Regions from separate parts of the Mus musculus genome. Here regions 1 and 2 are each linked to region 3. The links are chromatin loops, found by intact Hi-C in ENCODE. Cell type or tissue: left cerebral cortex. All regions are shown on one strand. Region 1 has its middle 130 kb from the start of 6530411M01Rik. Region 2 has its middle 120 kb from the start of 6530411M01Rik. Region 3 has its middle 66 kb from the start of 6530411M01Rik.

Region 1 (5,000 bases), 66 kb before region 3:
TCACTAGGCTATCCACAAAAGTCGTCCTGCCATTAGTAGTGACAATTTCAAATCATTTTCATCATTCTTACACAGCTACTATAATACCAGAGAGGATGGAGTCTGAGTCAGTAATTTTAAAAAGTGGGCAAGGAATAAAGTTCAGAAGCATGGGTTAAGTGCTAGAATGCAATTTGTAGGCAATTTTGGGTAATAATATAGCTAATGCCCTCATTTTCCCCAAAATGAACCAAGTAAATGATAATAAATTGAATACCTTAAGTCATGGTCAACTTGCTTTTTGCAGGGCACATGTCATGATTTTAGAATAGTTTTGATTGCTGCCAAATTCTTGTTTCAATTAATTAATCTAATCCCCTTTTCAGGCTTGCTCCTTCCACTCAGTGTTTCTCTCATCTGCCTTCCTGAAATCAGGGGGAATTCTAAGATGCTACTGGGAGTGTCTCCACAAATTCCTTGACAGATTTTTTTATAATTGCACTTTTTTTTTCTTTTTATTTTTTTTTCTTCCAAGTTCCTCTCTCCGCCTCCTCATCCACTCCTCTTCCAGTTTCCCTTCAGAGATGAGTATGATCCCTAGGGATATGAACCAACCATGAGGGTGTAACAAGTTGCAGTAAGACTAGTTATGTCCTCTTCTATTAAGGCTGGACTAAGCAACCCAGTAAGAAGAGATGGCCAGTTCAGGTTCCCCCACTGCTAGATGTCTTAGCTAGGGTCACCTTCAACCTATAATTGCATTTTATGTTGTTTGCTGCATGTGTCTTAGCATCCTTCTGTCAGTCGGAGGAAGGGTGTCTACCTCCTCCTCACTCCTGAGATAGCAGTGGGAATGAAGTTATGTGAAAGTGCTACATCGGAGTCAAGATTATGAGGACTGATCAAAAATTAAATTGAAATTAAATTGTAGAGAGTTCAGTGCTATAATGGAGGGGGGTAGAGAGGAGAGACAAAAGAAGGGGAGGGGAAGGGAAGGAGAAAGGAAGGGAAGAGGAAGGGGAAGGGGGAGGGGGAGGGGGAGGGGAGGAGGAGGGGGGAAGGGGAGGGAAATCAGCAATGGCCTCAGGGTACCATCATCTGTGGTTGAGAAAAAAAAAGTGCCCCTGAGTTCCGAAAGACTCTGTGGGAGAGGCAGCAAATGGTCCCTCTCTTAATAATTCTACGCACAGAACTTCAGAAGGTCCCCATGGTAAACATACTGGGTAGCTAGTGGAGAAACGTGGAGCATGATGAACTAATTACATAATTATCAGAAAATATTAAAGCAAACAGCAAATCTGAGGGGCCTAGCTATTCACAGGAGTGACTTCTCACAGGGTGACCCCACACACACATCTGAACAATAAAAGGAGAGCTTGCTCTGCTGCAGCAGGGAACTAAATAGTTCATGTTTCATTGCCAAGTTCATTTAAATGCACTCCTCTGAGCAATTTTAAAGCTCCTGGAGTTTTAACTGTGATATTTCATTTCAACTCGCCAGATTTTTAAAGTATAAACACGAGAAGCATATTTCTCTATGACTCATAATCTCAGGTTCGAAATGTGCAGGTAGAGCCTAGGGGCCACTCAGGCTGGTACAGAAGCAGCAGCCAGTGTTTCCACCCTGAGTCTAGCCTGACTGTACTGTCCTCCCTCCGAATGAGATGAGCCAGTTGTTAACGTTGAAATCTCACACACAGAGTGGGCTGCTGTCCTGTTTTCCTTCAATGGCTGCTTCTCAGCAGGAACCCAGACACACTGGAAGCCTCCTTGGCTCTGAGTGACTTTCTGTAGGAAGCCTCCAAAAAAAAAAAAAAAAAAAAAGGGGGTGTGGGATTGTGAAGAAGCCTTTTGGAAGAGATGTGAAGGCTCCCATTGTGTGAGACAAGAAAACAGGCCAATGTTTGAGAGTGGGCTGCTAATGTTTTTCCAAATTATGGGAGCAAAATGCACCCGGCCAACATGAAAGCCCAGCTGTGTCCTCGAAGCTCAGTGCCTGCAGAGAGCTGAGCCAAATTTCTATAGCTTTGTGGGAAATCACAGCCGTCCAACATTTGGGATTAAAATTACTTACAGTTTTATAAAATATGTATCATGGTATATGTAAATCACCCTGAGCCCAGCCACTCTTGGCCAAAGACTCCAGTGAAAGAAGCCTTTCACTGATTAGAAATGATGATGGCTGACAACATTTGGAGAGATCCATCCATGATTGCCCATTCCCACTTCCTCATGCACATATCACATTCTGTAAGCCAACTGTGTACCCACTACACAATCAACCCAGACCTCTGCCTTGTTTAGGAGAGCCTCTGAGGAGGAGGGGATCATCAGATGGCAAATACCAATCATCACACTCAGGAATAACTGACAGCTCAGTTTTCTGGTATTCCTCATCGCCTATCCCTCCCCAACCCCCACATTCGGATTCAGGACAAGCCTATGTTACAAGGCTTCATTGCTCCCTGACACACGGGGATGTAGCTGCTTGGCTACTCCAACCAAACTCAGCCCCATCCTGGCCTCTGCACATACACATGGCCTCTAGTTACTCAAACCACTGCCCTAGTCACATGGAATTGCGGTCCCTACTCTGATATTTGGCAGTTGTACAATTCTACAAGTCATGTTCATTACATCCAATTAGAAGTTAAAGACTCTTACTTAGCTATAAGACCAACATGAGACACTTCAATGGCTAAAGTTCTTTTTTATGGGTAGTAGCTCAAATATTAGAATTGAATATATGAACAAATCCCTGCTATGACTGTGGTCTGTCTTTTCAACTAATTATCATTGGTGACATGAACTATATTTTAGACTCCGTTGCCTTTATAGTTTGACCGAAGCACACAACACTGTGGATTGTAGACATTTAACATATAGTGTATGAACAAATAAACAAGAATGTGTTCAGACAGTTCTAGTAATGGCCCATCAGGAATGTTTCTGTTGAGAACATACACTGTCGGAAAACACAAATTGTATTTCCTGGATGTCTTAGGACATAACCAACAACTTTCAGAAAACCTCGATCCTTCCAAACTATGAGCTCTAGTCTTTACACAGAGGAGCTGAGGGAGATGTGGAGAAACAAGACTACTAAGAGGAATCTAGACAACAGGAGGGTAATGGTCTGGGATCTCCTTGTAAGACTGACATTCTGCATGGTTATTGATGTGGTTAAATAGTTTCCATTGTGACTAGCAGCCACAAAAAGTCATGGGAATAAAGTACCAGATTGAAAGAAGTCTAGTGCGGGTAGAGAACACGAGTCTTCAAGATGAAAAGATTTGTTCATGTAGAGCCCAGAGATTACAAATACTGTGTATAGGTTGAGGGCAGTGTGAACTTAGGAATTTCCTACGTGTCTTTAAAATAAAAATGGCCTTAGAGATAATGCATAACTGTGGCCAGAGGCATAGTCATTGCTGAACCCCTTGGGGACAGTGGGTCCCCTGACTCCATGTATTAAAACACACAATGATAGTAACAATAATATTTCATTTAAAGTTTTCTTTTTCTATCTTTGCTTCAAAGAATTCATTGCACGCTCTAACTTTTTACACGGGCCACCTCTGGGGCTGGCGGATGGCTTAGTGAGCGAGAGCCCTTGCTGCACAAGCATGAGGACCTGAGAACAAATTCCCGGCATCAGGTAAAATGCTGGGTATGGCCACATAGGCCTCTAACCCAGCATTGCATGGGGGGTGGGGGGGGGGAGAGATGGATGATAAACATTGTGAGGCCTCTGGCCGCACAGCCTAGCCAAAACAGTGAGCTTCTGCTTTGGTGACAGACCCTGCCTCAAGGCAATAAAGCAGAGAGCAAGAGAGAGGACACCAATGTTCTCCTCTGGCCTCTGCATGCACATTCATGGGAGCACAGCCCACGCCCACCCCATCATGCACACACACACAATCTTGCACTAACAGGTTAGAGCTCAATCTCCCTCCCACAGGAAATCAGCAGGGCTCTCAGAACTGAGAGCATGGGTCTCTACTCCACCTGCAGTTCCCCCCTTACTGGGCATGGAAATGTCTTTCAAACCTCATAGCTAGCAATCTCCCCCCAAAAATCAAGGGTTATTGACTGTGCTGCTTCCTGTGATATATCCCAGTTCTTTATTAATCTCTCACTAGCCATTACATTTAAATTATATTTCATGACAAATTGTACCTTTTAAAACACCTTGTAGTAGTTATTTCCTAACAGGTTCGTGCAGTGGTTCTAATGATGTGGCATTCTGGAAGACAAAACTATCCGGGCAGTGACAAGGATCCAGTTTTCTCGGGGCATGTCAAATGTAGGAATGGCTACACAGAATGAAGTGGAGTTTTAGGCCAATGAAACCATTCTGTTTAAAACTACTGGAGTGGCTGTGTCTTTATAAATCTCTCCAAACCCAGAGTATACACACCAAGGCTATTACACCACCACTACACCACCACTACCACTCTGGTTCCTCTTGGGTTTGATTTTGAGATACATCTTTTCAATGATGTCTTTTGACCTTTTTCTGTCATTAAAGCATTGGGTAGACAGCAAATATCCAAAGGAGTTTTTAAAATCCATTCTGACAACCCCTGCCTAGTGTATGAAGTGACACACCCACAGGGTCATGTGATCATGAAGTGACACACCCACCGGGTCATGTGACCATTACATGACACACCCACAGGGTCATGTGATCACCAACCCTGCCATTTGTATTCTACATGTCATATTATCCCCTCATTCTTCTTTATTGCCCTTGTGTAATAAATTACACTGTTCTGCCACCTTCTCATTTTCAGTTGTATTTTGAGCAGTTTCCCAAGTGTCCTCTGTGGAATATAATTGGCATCACATTTTTACCAATTCAATGTCCCTTTTGGGCTCGTAGAGTTAATTTTTCACCCCAGGTACAACTTTCAACTATGTGCTCCCTGCTGAGTTTTGAGAACTATCTTTGTCCTGTACATTTTGTTTTGCTTGGATTTCATTCTCATCCTGCTCTCATGGCTTCCTTTGGAATTTGA
Region 2 (5,000 bases), 58 kb before region 3:
TAGTGAGGAAAAACAAAAACACAGGAAGTTGGGAGAGAATATGAGCAGATGAATAAAAATGGAGGGAATGGTGTGGACTTGAGCAAAATACATTGTGCACATGTTGAATTCCTCAAATAAATTTTAAAAATGATAACTAAAGATAAGAGATCTGGTATAATTCGGACATTAAATGTCCCCAAAGCCCATATGTTTAAGCCTTGGTCCCCAGCCTGTGACACTATTAGGAAATGGTAGGACATTAAAGGGTGGAGTCTAGTGGAAGATGTCAAGGTCACTGGGAGGACATCCTTGAAGGACATGTTGGCATCTCAGGACTGTCTGGCTTTTCTCTCTTTATTCCTCACTGCTGTAAGGCAAATGGCCTTAACCTTGATGTGAGAGCTGTCTTATAGGCATAGCATGCCACCACTACTCATCTGTTATCATTTATAGGAGATAGTACAAAGCTGAGCCCTTAGCACTCCCTTGTGGCTCTCAAGATGCAGAAGGTACTACCTAAGGTTCTCTGGAGTAGCTCATGAGGTAGTTCACAAGACCCTGTCACTCTGTGAGGATATGTCAAGTGCCTAATTATTGTTGAAGGAAAGAAGGCTTTTCTACAGTGGAGTAACAACCTGCAGGCTGCCCCTTTCCTATGTCTAGATAACCCTTTATCAGCCAGTGGTCCTCTGAGTAATCCCAATTATACTCAATGGTTCACCAGGCTAGACCTGTAGCCCATGACAAAAAGCAACTTGAGGAGGGAAGAGTTTATTGACCTTACACTTCCACATGATGGTTCATCATCTAAAGCAGCCAGGGCAGGGACGAAAGCAGGAACCTGAAAGCAGGAACCAAAGCCGAGGCCAAAGTGAACACTGCTTACTGGTTTGCTCCCAGTGGCTTGCTCAGTCTATGTTCTAATATAATCTAGGACTACTTGACCTGGGGTGGCACTATCGCCAGTGAGCTGGGCGTTATCAACATCTATCAGAAATCAAACAGTCCACAGAGTTGACTATGGCTGACTATATGGTAGCATTTTCTCCATTAAGATTCCATTTTTCCCATGTCTGAGTTTGTGTCAAGATGGCAAAACCAACCAGCATAAGAACCTAGGGGTTTTAGGGTGATAAGAGTTCATCATGGCAGGAAGCCACAGCAGCAAGAAGGCGCGGCAGCAGGAGCAGGAAGCTGAGAGATCACATCACAACCCACAACAGAGGTCAACAGGAAGTGGGACAAAGCTACATATTATTAAAGCCCACCCTCAGAGTCGGACTTCCACCAGTAAAGCCACACCTTCTAAACCTTCTGAAGAGCACCACCAACTAGGGACAGAGTTTCAAATGTCTGAGCCTATGGATGGCATTTCTATTCTAACCAACAGGGCTGGGTTTCTTATGTTGGTTAGTCATTGATTTGCACCCAATCTGGAGCAAATCAGTATTTGTTCCTGTCTCTCCAGAAAAGGTAAATGTAACTCCTCTACCATGACCTCCCTTCCCTGAAGCAGCATGCTCTCTTGGGCCTATCCTTTCCAAGTCAGTGTATCTTGTCGCTCCCTGCATCTGTTACTCCTGCCTTCTTGTTGCTCTTTAAAGTCTGAGATTCTATTACAACCATAATGTTATAGGTAGTAACCGATGATGCTAAGCCTTCACTCCACAAGAGGCAGGCATTACAGAGTGTCAGGGGTTCCTTTCCATGGAGTGCCTTTTTCTGAAGAGGAAGGTGGGTGCACTAGTTTGAGTATGCTCACCTTGTTGGTATGTGAAGAATGCACTGCCTTCTGAAGCCACAGTCTGTGGCATCTTCCATTCTATGCAACCTGTAGGATGAAATTACTTCCAAAGCTCCACTGAAGAGCTGAACCCTGATGGAATGTCCTATCCCAGGACTCTCTTTGCTTAGGCCTCTTCATATTCTTCAGTGCTATCTGGCAGAATATATTTAATTTCCTACGTTTTCTTCCTATTGGAATAGAAGCTTCAGGAAGGCTGTGCTTGTGCCATTCAATGTTGTAACTTCACAGTTAGAAACATACTGTTCCAACCAGGTATTCTGTGGGTATTTGTAACAGGCCCAGTCCCTTGTGGCACAGTCCTCTAGAAGAGCAAGATCAGACAGGCTCATTCAATGTAAACCATTATGTTAGTTCATGAGGTCTTCACACAGCCATCTACACAGTCCAGGGATTACTGTGGTGTGCCCAGGGGCTTCTGATTTCTTATCAGTCAACATGTCATATACTGTCTACATACCTAAGTTAACTATTGAAACACTAGCAGTGCATCAAAACAATATTTTAAATAGCAAAACAGCACATTTATAAAGGCCTCCTTTCCAGAAGTGTTTTACCGTGCTCACACTGTGTGTTGGGTACTATTACGTGCATTTAGGAAAACAGAGTTCCGTTCTCTAAAAACAGCAGAATGCTGGAACTGAAAAGTGGGGGCGAGTCCATCTGGGCCAGTGTAAAGTGGGACAATGGAGATGGAGCCACAGGGCATATGGAAGGACTGACAGTGCTTCTGGGAGACGGTAAGAGGAGAGGGGTGGTATCAGGAGCAGATTTTCACAGAAACACAGTGGGCAATGGGCCATGCTGCTCTGTAGAAGAAACTGATTGTGGATCCCAGAGCCTACTGAGCCCTAAGTTCTCTACTCGGCTGCCAATTCTTACAGCAGAAGGGTACCGTGCCCTTCATTGGTTTCCCGCTCCATCTTCCCTGCCCCCATGCAGTGAGATCCCATGCATCCTTTTAATTCCCTTTTACCCTTCAACACGCACCCAGGTGCTATGCACTAGAAATCTCCAGGACTGGGCTTATTCAGTATAAATAGTCCTCATCAGACCAAAAGTGAGTTTTCCCAAGATGTTACTCTCTGGACACGGCAGCAAAGGATTCTTGAAATTGGAAAGTAATTTCACATTGGAAATGAGCTGCTAAAGTTAGGAAGGAGGAATTATTTAGGGCCAGAGGAAACTGCTTAGCACTCCTAAAATTATACAAAGCAGCAGCTGCTTGCTGTGCCTCTGGAAGAGGTAGGTGCTGTGTGTCTGGGTGACACTTAGGTGCAGGAAATCTTTGGCCTACCCATTCCGGGGACACAAGGGTAACTTCATGGGAATCTGGCAAGGTCACCAAAGGTCAGCGGAGGCCCTTGACCTGACAGCCTCAGATCGTGCTACGTTTATTTTAGGACAAAAGTCTCCTCATGGGAGCTGGGAATGAGCTAAGAAAAAACTAATTTCTCTCTCCTCTCTAATTGATAACACATGGCCTCAATTATAGACACCCCTGAGTGCTCTTTTAAAATTGACAAAGCTTTCTGCAGGAAAAGGAATGGCCCATTGAGTTAGGAGATCTGTGCATAGCAGTAGCTGGTGCCAGATGTTATGGAAGAAAGCAAAAGACCCCTATGATGCCCCCAACCATAAAGCCTTAGCATGGGGAAAAATCCTTCCTGACCCCGGGTGGACACCAGTCACAAGCCTAAGAGCAAAAGGGCCATTACTGCTGGCAAAATGTCATCCAAATTGGTGATGCTCCAAACACTATGGTTCCTAACAAATTAAGCTAAGTGCCTTATGAACAGTTGGTGACTATTAACAGTTACTACACTTTTCAACAGTCTTTAGCAATTTTCCCAACTCTTCCTATGTTAATGATGTGTTAATCACTGCCTAAACAAGGCAGATAATGAGACATCTCTGTGTGCCACTGTAGACAGAGAAATGGGAATATTCAAAATATAGTGACAAAAATAAGTTGAAAAGAGATGTTTCCTTAGACATCGCAATAATGAGACTCTCAGGATGCTCAGGGGAAAGTTGTAATAAGTGCATGATATGGAAGAGTTGTGTGTGTAAATGAATCCATGTCCACACATCAGCCCATGCAAAGCTAGAAGTGAGTGATAAGTTATTTCTCCACCGATGAAATGAGCCAATTCAAGCCAGATTCGAGTATATTAAATGCAGGTTTCTTGGGAAACTGCTCTGGGCTGGTGAGTTCACTGGCCCTAAGGAAAGAGGCCAGGGAAGTCACTGTGGGAAGGGAGAGAGAGGGGAGGGGGTGGGGGAAGAGACAAAGAGTGAGCCCCAGCCCTTGTGCAGCGAGAGGGCAGATAGGGAAAAACTAAAATGGCTGGATTATATAGGGAAGAGCCTCTGGGGGAAGGGCAGCCCAGCCTCTAGGTTGGACATTTCAGGGCTGGGGAGCAGGGTATGCCAGGTAGGGACTGAGTGATGCTGGGAGAACCCGGAAGCCATGTCTGCTCTGATATGCAAAATATGCATCCCAGTCCATTGTCCTGGGTTTGAAACCAAACAGTAAGGATGAGGATGGGTTAGCAAAATGTACAGCAATCTTATTAAACTTCAGTCCTCTACATCCATGCAAATGAATGTTAATAAATATGTAGGATAAAATGGTTTCCAAAATGTGGAAGCAAACCAAGTCTAGACTAACAGTTTGTCTACTTCACAAACCTGTACAGCCAGCTATACAAGGCCTTTAAAGAATGTTACTATGTTAACAAAGAATCTCTTGGAATGGGAAGTTATACCTGTTATGTTTGACTTTTTTTTTTTTTGGCTAGTTTTCCTTGCTTGCAAAGGATGTAATAATTTGTAGTGTGGAAAACTCAAATTATTTTCCAAGAATAAAATACCAAAACTACATTGCCTAAAACAAAAAGCTCCTATCTAGACAGGTCCTTCCTTCATTAACAGTTTGCTTTGTTAGCTGAGACAGGTTAGAATTTTCTAAGCGCTCCTTAACACACTCAGAGAGAGAGACAAGAAAGGAGAAATGGCAAAGAAAATACAGGAAACATGAAAACAGCCAGGCTTTCAAAGTACAGGTTCCAGGTCCTCTAATAAGCACTTTCGAGCTTCCAGACTATTTCAGCCATCATCCTGCCTGTGCCCCAGAGCCTGATACAACCTCTCTAGCACCAGGCTGAGATCTATGCTTTGTCAATTGCAAACAAAGATTCTTTCCGATTTC
Region 3 (5,000 bases):
TTGCTCCATGAATGCATAGATTCCATAAGCCTCACTTACTAGTGTGTATGTGTGTGTGTGGGGGGGGGGGGGGAAGGGAGATGTTGGTCATGTGGCTTGGTCATGATTTTTTTCCTAAGATGCATCTGACTCCAAGTTTGCTTGTTTTCCCATGTAATTAATCCTGTGTGCCTGTAAATCATTATTCTTCAAAACTCCCCCCTCTCAATAATGCCATTCCTTTGACCTATACAAAATTTGGGGTCTGACATAAAAATTATCAGACCTTAGGCAAAAGTCACCTTACCTAGACACCGTTCACAACATATTCTTAGCAGAGCCTAGGACTTACATGCCCCAGTTGTTACGACCACAGACACAGATAGAATTCACCATGTGATGAAGACAGACTCCTACAGTCTCTCCTGATCCATCACTACTCCTCAGCTACATAACTTACTGCTGTGTATCACGAAGAAAGCTAGGGCTGTCAGGGGCATCCCACATCTCATTGGCTTGAAGCAAGAGGGCATTACCATCAGTTGGAGGAAACAGATATAAAATTGGGGTCTCTACAGGACCACTTACCCCTCAGGAGACTTGGGCATCAACTCTCCCTTGCCTTGTCCAGCTTTGAGAGGCTTTAGCATGGTGTGTTTGGGGCCTCTTTCCACCTTCAAGCACCGTCAGTGGAAAACTGAGGTTCTCTCTCAACCCTTTCCACATAAGGACCTTCGCCGTTACAACGGTCCATACAGAGAGGGCATCTTCTTGTCCAGGATGAGTCTATTAAGATGCCAGTTCTATTTGCAGCCTCCACTGCCTTTTTCAATACAATAGATTCAAGGGGCAGAGATTTTTGGGTGGGTATGGGAGACAGCTGTTTCTGCCCACCATACCCTTTTCTGTGCCGGATTGAGGGTTCATTGCCACAAAAGCTGTCCTGACTTCCCTGATCAGTAACTTCCCATCAGCCATATCAAGCTTTGGGGAAAATAAGTTCCATCTTATGCCCTAAAAGATGGCAAGTTTCCAGTGACATAATTTGGCTTTCTTCTGTGTTCTTAAGATGGAGTCTCATGGATCTAAGCATGTTCCATAGCACCTGGCTTATGCACCTCTGGAGATAAAACACAAAGTTTGACACTAAGCAGTCTCACACTAAGCTGACTAATCCCAAGCCAGCGTCCCCCTTCCTATCAGAACTGTTTACTTCAAGAGGGAGAGCCATGCCTGCCAAAGCATGTCCATGTGAGCCCTGGATGGCCCAGGACCCAAGTCAGGCAGGTGCTCGTGCTTAGTGTTTCAGCTGAGACTTCCAGCAACATTTATCAGTGTTCTGCTCTTGCTGGGTTCCTGCAGATGTCCTTGGTGTCTTCCTGGGGTCCCTGCTCTGCTAGCTTCTGGGTCCTCACTCCCACGCCATAGCTGTTATATTTCTTCCCAAAGCTTCTATCAGAACAAATGTGTCAGCATTCGTAACAGATGGTTGCTTTCAGTTGGTGAACAAGGATCCTTAATATATCACAGAGGCTCTTGCTGGGAGCATATCTGAGAGGCGGGCAGGCTGCTCCCAGAAACACAGGCAAAACAGAAGCCACTGCTACCCATGGGGCTACGGGACAGAGCCAAGTGACGACTATAAGACCACCTGGACCACTCTGATTCCTTAGCTGAATGGAACCCAAGAAATGGGAGGGGGCCAAGAATCTATGCCACATCAAGGCTTAGGTTAAATGTCAAACCATCTATTATAATAAAAGTCACAGCTAAATGACAGCCCCACCACTCAGGCTTCCAATGTGTTTGTCTTGCAGGTACACGCCTGAACCCTCTAGAAGGGATTATCTTTTAAAGTTTAGGGAAAGAATCTCAGAGAATGTTCTTTGAGGGTGGTAGGACACACAAGGGATTGTTTCTGTGCTTTACCAGTAAGCAGAAAGCTATGAGACCAAGGTGGCCATTTGAAGCACGGCACAAATTAGCCAGTGTTCTCAAATGGTCATTGGTCTAAAAACATTTTAGGTGAATTTCACATAGTGGGCTTAGCCAGAAATATAATTAGCAAAGGTTTTAGGAAGCATTCACTCTGCTTGATTCGTTTACCAAAAGCCATTCATAACTTCAGAAAATTATACCAGCAGCCACACCCCTCATGGTACATGTCAAACCCGGCTTAGCAACCACAGACCCTGAATCAGTTGGCATTTGTAACTTTAATAAGTTTGTGTCGTTAATAGGCACAACCATCCTTATTCATCAGCTTCAAACTGTCAGTCCTGAAAAAGCATGTGGACTGCAATTAAAGTTCGTTCACTTATAAATATAATTGGTGGCAAGCACATAACTAATCATAATTTATTATAATAGAGTTTGCTGTTTGTTTGAATATATGTGCCCTCATTTCTTTATGCATTAAAAAGCATTTTTTTATAAATTACTTTCTTTTAAATTCTCACTTACTTAAAAGGAACATCTTTTTTAACTTCTACAGAAATATGGTTATATTATCCATGCATTTTTGTAGACCATTGGAAGTATTTTAAAAGTGAAGCCATGAGCAAGAGACAAAAAATAAAACAGTAGGCAGGAAATTTAGTGATGGGTGGGTGGCTCTCTCTCTGATATTTTCCCTTGCTACCACTTCAGGTTTACTTATCATTACTTCAGTGCCACCTCTAAATTGTGCTACTGAATTCCCCAGGGCAACACTCAGTGCCACCTCTAAATTGTGCTACTGAATTCCCCAGGGCAACACTGGATCAATCCAGTCTCTTGCATATTACACTTCCAGAAGTATCTTGGTTATTCTTGGCCCTACATCCTTCCACATAACTTTGAAATATGAGCCAAGGAATTAAAAAAAAAAAGAACATGGCAGGTGGCTGGTACCTTCTTAAATGAGACATTGCAGATGATAATAGATCAGGCATCTCTTCAATATTTCCACACATAAATAGAATAGTAAAATCAAATTGTATTCAATTTTGGAATTAATATGTTGAATTTGAGTCTCTTGCCACTTGCTCTTACTAAGTCTTTCTTGAGTTTTTCAGAATTTTAAAAATGTCTCCACTGACCAAATGTTTTGTACACTATTTATTTGCTTATTAACTATTCAAATATACACATAAAATTCAATCCTAGTTTCTAAGCTTAACAACTGTAGTTAATCCAAGTCTCTGATACTTTTCATCTCTAACTTAGATAGTGCATCCTGTGCTTGTATTAACTAGGCAACATATGATGGTTAGCTAGTCATGCTCTTGGTCTTAATTTAAAAATGTGTATTAATGTTAACTCTATGCTGAAATAGGTCTGGAAACGTTTGCTGGTTTTTCAAAAAACATTAGGAATATTAAATAAAGATCCAAGTGCCTGGCACAGCATACCTCCCTGTATCGGTCAGGGTTCTCTCTCTCTCTCTCTCTCTCTCTCTCTCTCTTTCTCTCTGTGTGTCTCTCTCTGTCTCTCTCTCTCTCTCTGTGTCTCTCTCTCTGTCTCTCTGTCTCTCTCCTCTCTGACTCCCTCTCTCTCTGTCTCTCTCTCTTTCTCTCTCCATATATATATATATGTCAGATGTGAATGGAAAGTCTAAGAATCTAGTAGTTTCTCAGTCCCATGGTCTGGGTATTTCAGCTAGTCTTCTGCATTAGCTGGAGCCCTGAAGAAGCAAACTCCACTTAATGTGCTGAAAAAGTGCAAGCAGGCAAAGAAGAACGAACCCTTCCTCCTTCCATTATCCTTATGTAGACCTCCAGCAGAAGGTATGGCTCAGATTAAAGGTGTACCCCATGATCTGGATTAAAGGTGTGTGTCTTCCAGCATCAAGAACTGGATCAAAATCCTGTGTCTTACAGCCTAGATGCAGGTCAGAAGCTTGTGTCCTCCTGCCTCAATACCTGGGTCACAGGTGTGCCCTCCATTTCTAGATTGTACTTTATTCCAGATATAGTCATATTGGCAACTAGGAAGAGTCAGAGGTTTGGGCTAGGGTGGCCCCAGGGCCTCCCAAAACAACACAGGCTATTGCTATTTGTCTTGGTTCTTATGGTGGTTCACAAGAACTCATCTGAAGACACCTTGAATTCAAAGAAAGGGTACAGAGAGGCAAAGCTAGACCTGTTCTGGAAGATGTGTCCCGAGGGCTACCATTCAGAGCGGAGGAAGGAGTAGTGCTGCTGCTGGGGAGGAAAAATCACCAATGCTCCCTTGATGACCTGAACCTTCCTTTCCCCTCTTTCCTGTCTTCAATGCAACATGGTTTTGTCAAGAAAACTGTACACTGGGGTACACACCTGTCCATACACGGTGTGCTTACCACTGCATCTATGGCCCACAAAACTAATGTCATGTTTAATCATATTCTATCTAAAATAGCTTCTCTTTCCCACTTCCTTTTATTTATTACTTCACAAGTTCCTTAAAATACACCCAATCTACTAACATCTAGAGATTTTCTGTTTACCTGCTCTTTTATCCAGGTTTATTTTATTACATTCAGATAAGGACTGGTGAGCCTCACACTTGGATATAACGCAGGTTTCATGTCCAATACATGGTCAGTTCAATATGATGTTTCTTATATGCCAACGAGATCATACTTATTATTTATATTTTCCTTGTCAGATTTTTAAATTTCTCCATTCTATTGAATACTAAGTGTGTGCTAGAGAATCCCATTTGATATTTTTTTAATTTCCCTCATATTAATTAATGTTTAGAATATGCTTTCAATCCATAGAATTAGGTGTTTCCAAGCCCACAAGTACCCTGCTTTCCTGTAGGATGCTGCATCCTATCCCATCTGTCAGTAAATGTCCTCTTGAGGCCCTCCTGAGTTGCCTTCCTTCGGCAGACATTGTCAGGCTCCACCAGCCTTCTGAGACACAGTCTCATTTCCTTCTCTAACTCCCAGGCCTTTCCATGGTAGGAATTCTTAGAATATTTGTTTAAGGGCTTTGAATCCCATCTGACAATCTACATTTTAATTCTTTGATCCTCTATTTAAATATACCTCT

The links. A loop is a pair of places that touch in the nucleus more often than their neighbours do. Peaks named below come from ENCODE experiments on the same cell type or tissue, not always from the same donor. Only the 100,000 strongest peaks of a DNase experiment are listed, where the experiment ranks them.
Region 1: it touches region 3 in a loop (4-fold over the local background); 3 of 42 quality-filtered maps call a loop at or near these places.
Region 2: a loop joins it to region 3, with 3 times the contacts of the local background. A loop is called at or near these places in 3 of 42 quality-filtered maps.

The regions. Positions count from the first base shown.
Region 1 is chr17:9,298,073-9,303,072 of GRCm38, reverse strand. No RefSeq gene overlaps it. Among named protein-coding and RNA genes, the nearest start is that of 6530411M01Rik, 130 kb to the right of the region's middle. In left cerebral cortex, no CTCF peak of the experiment used is centred here; DNase peaks (open chromatin) are centred at 579, 766, 1,740 and 1,878.
Region 2 is chr17:9,289,991-9,294,990 of GRCm38, reverse strand. No RefSeq gene overlaps it. Among named protein-coding and RNA genes, the nearest start is that of 6530411M01Rik, 120 kb to the right of the region's middle. In left cerebral cortex, no CTCF peak of the experiment used is centred here; DNase peaks (open chromatin) are centred at 2,453 and 2,852; H3K27ac peaks cover 322 bases.
Region 3 is chr17:9,231,796-9,236,795 of GRCm38, reverse strand. No RefSeq gene overlaps it. Among named protein-coding and RNA genes, the nearest start is that of 6530411M01Rik, 66 kb to the right of the region's middle. In left cerebral cortex, no CTCF peak of the experiment used is centred here; DNase peaks (open chromatin) are centred at 1,425 and 2,711; H3K27ac peaks cover 978 bases.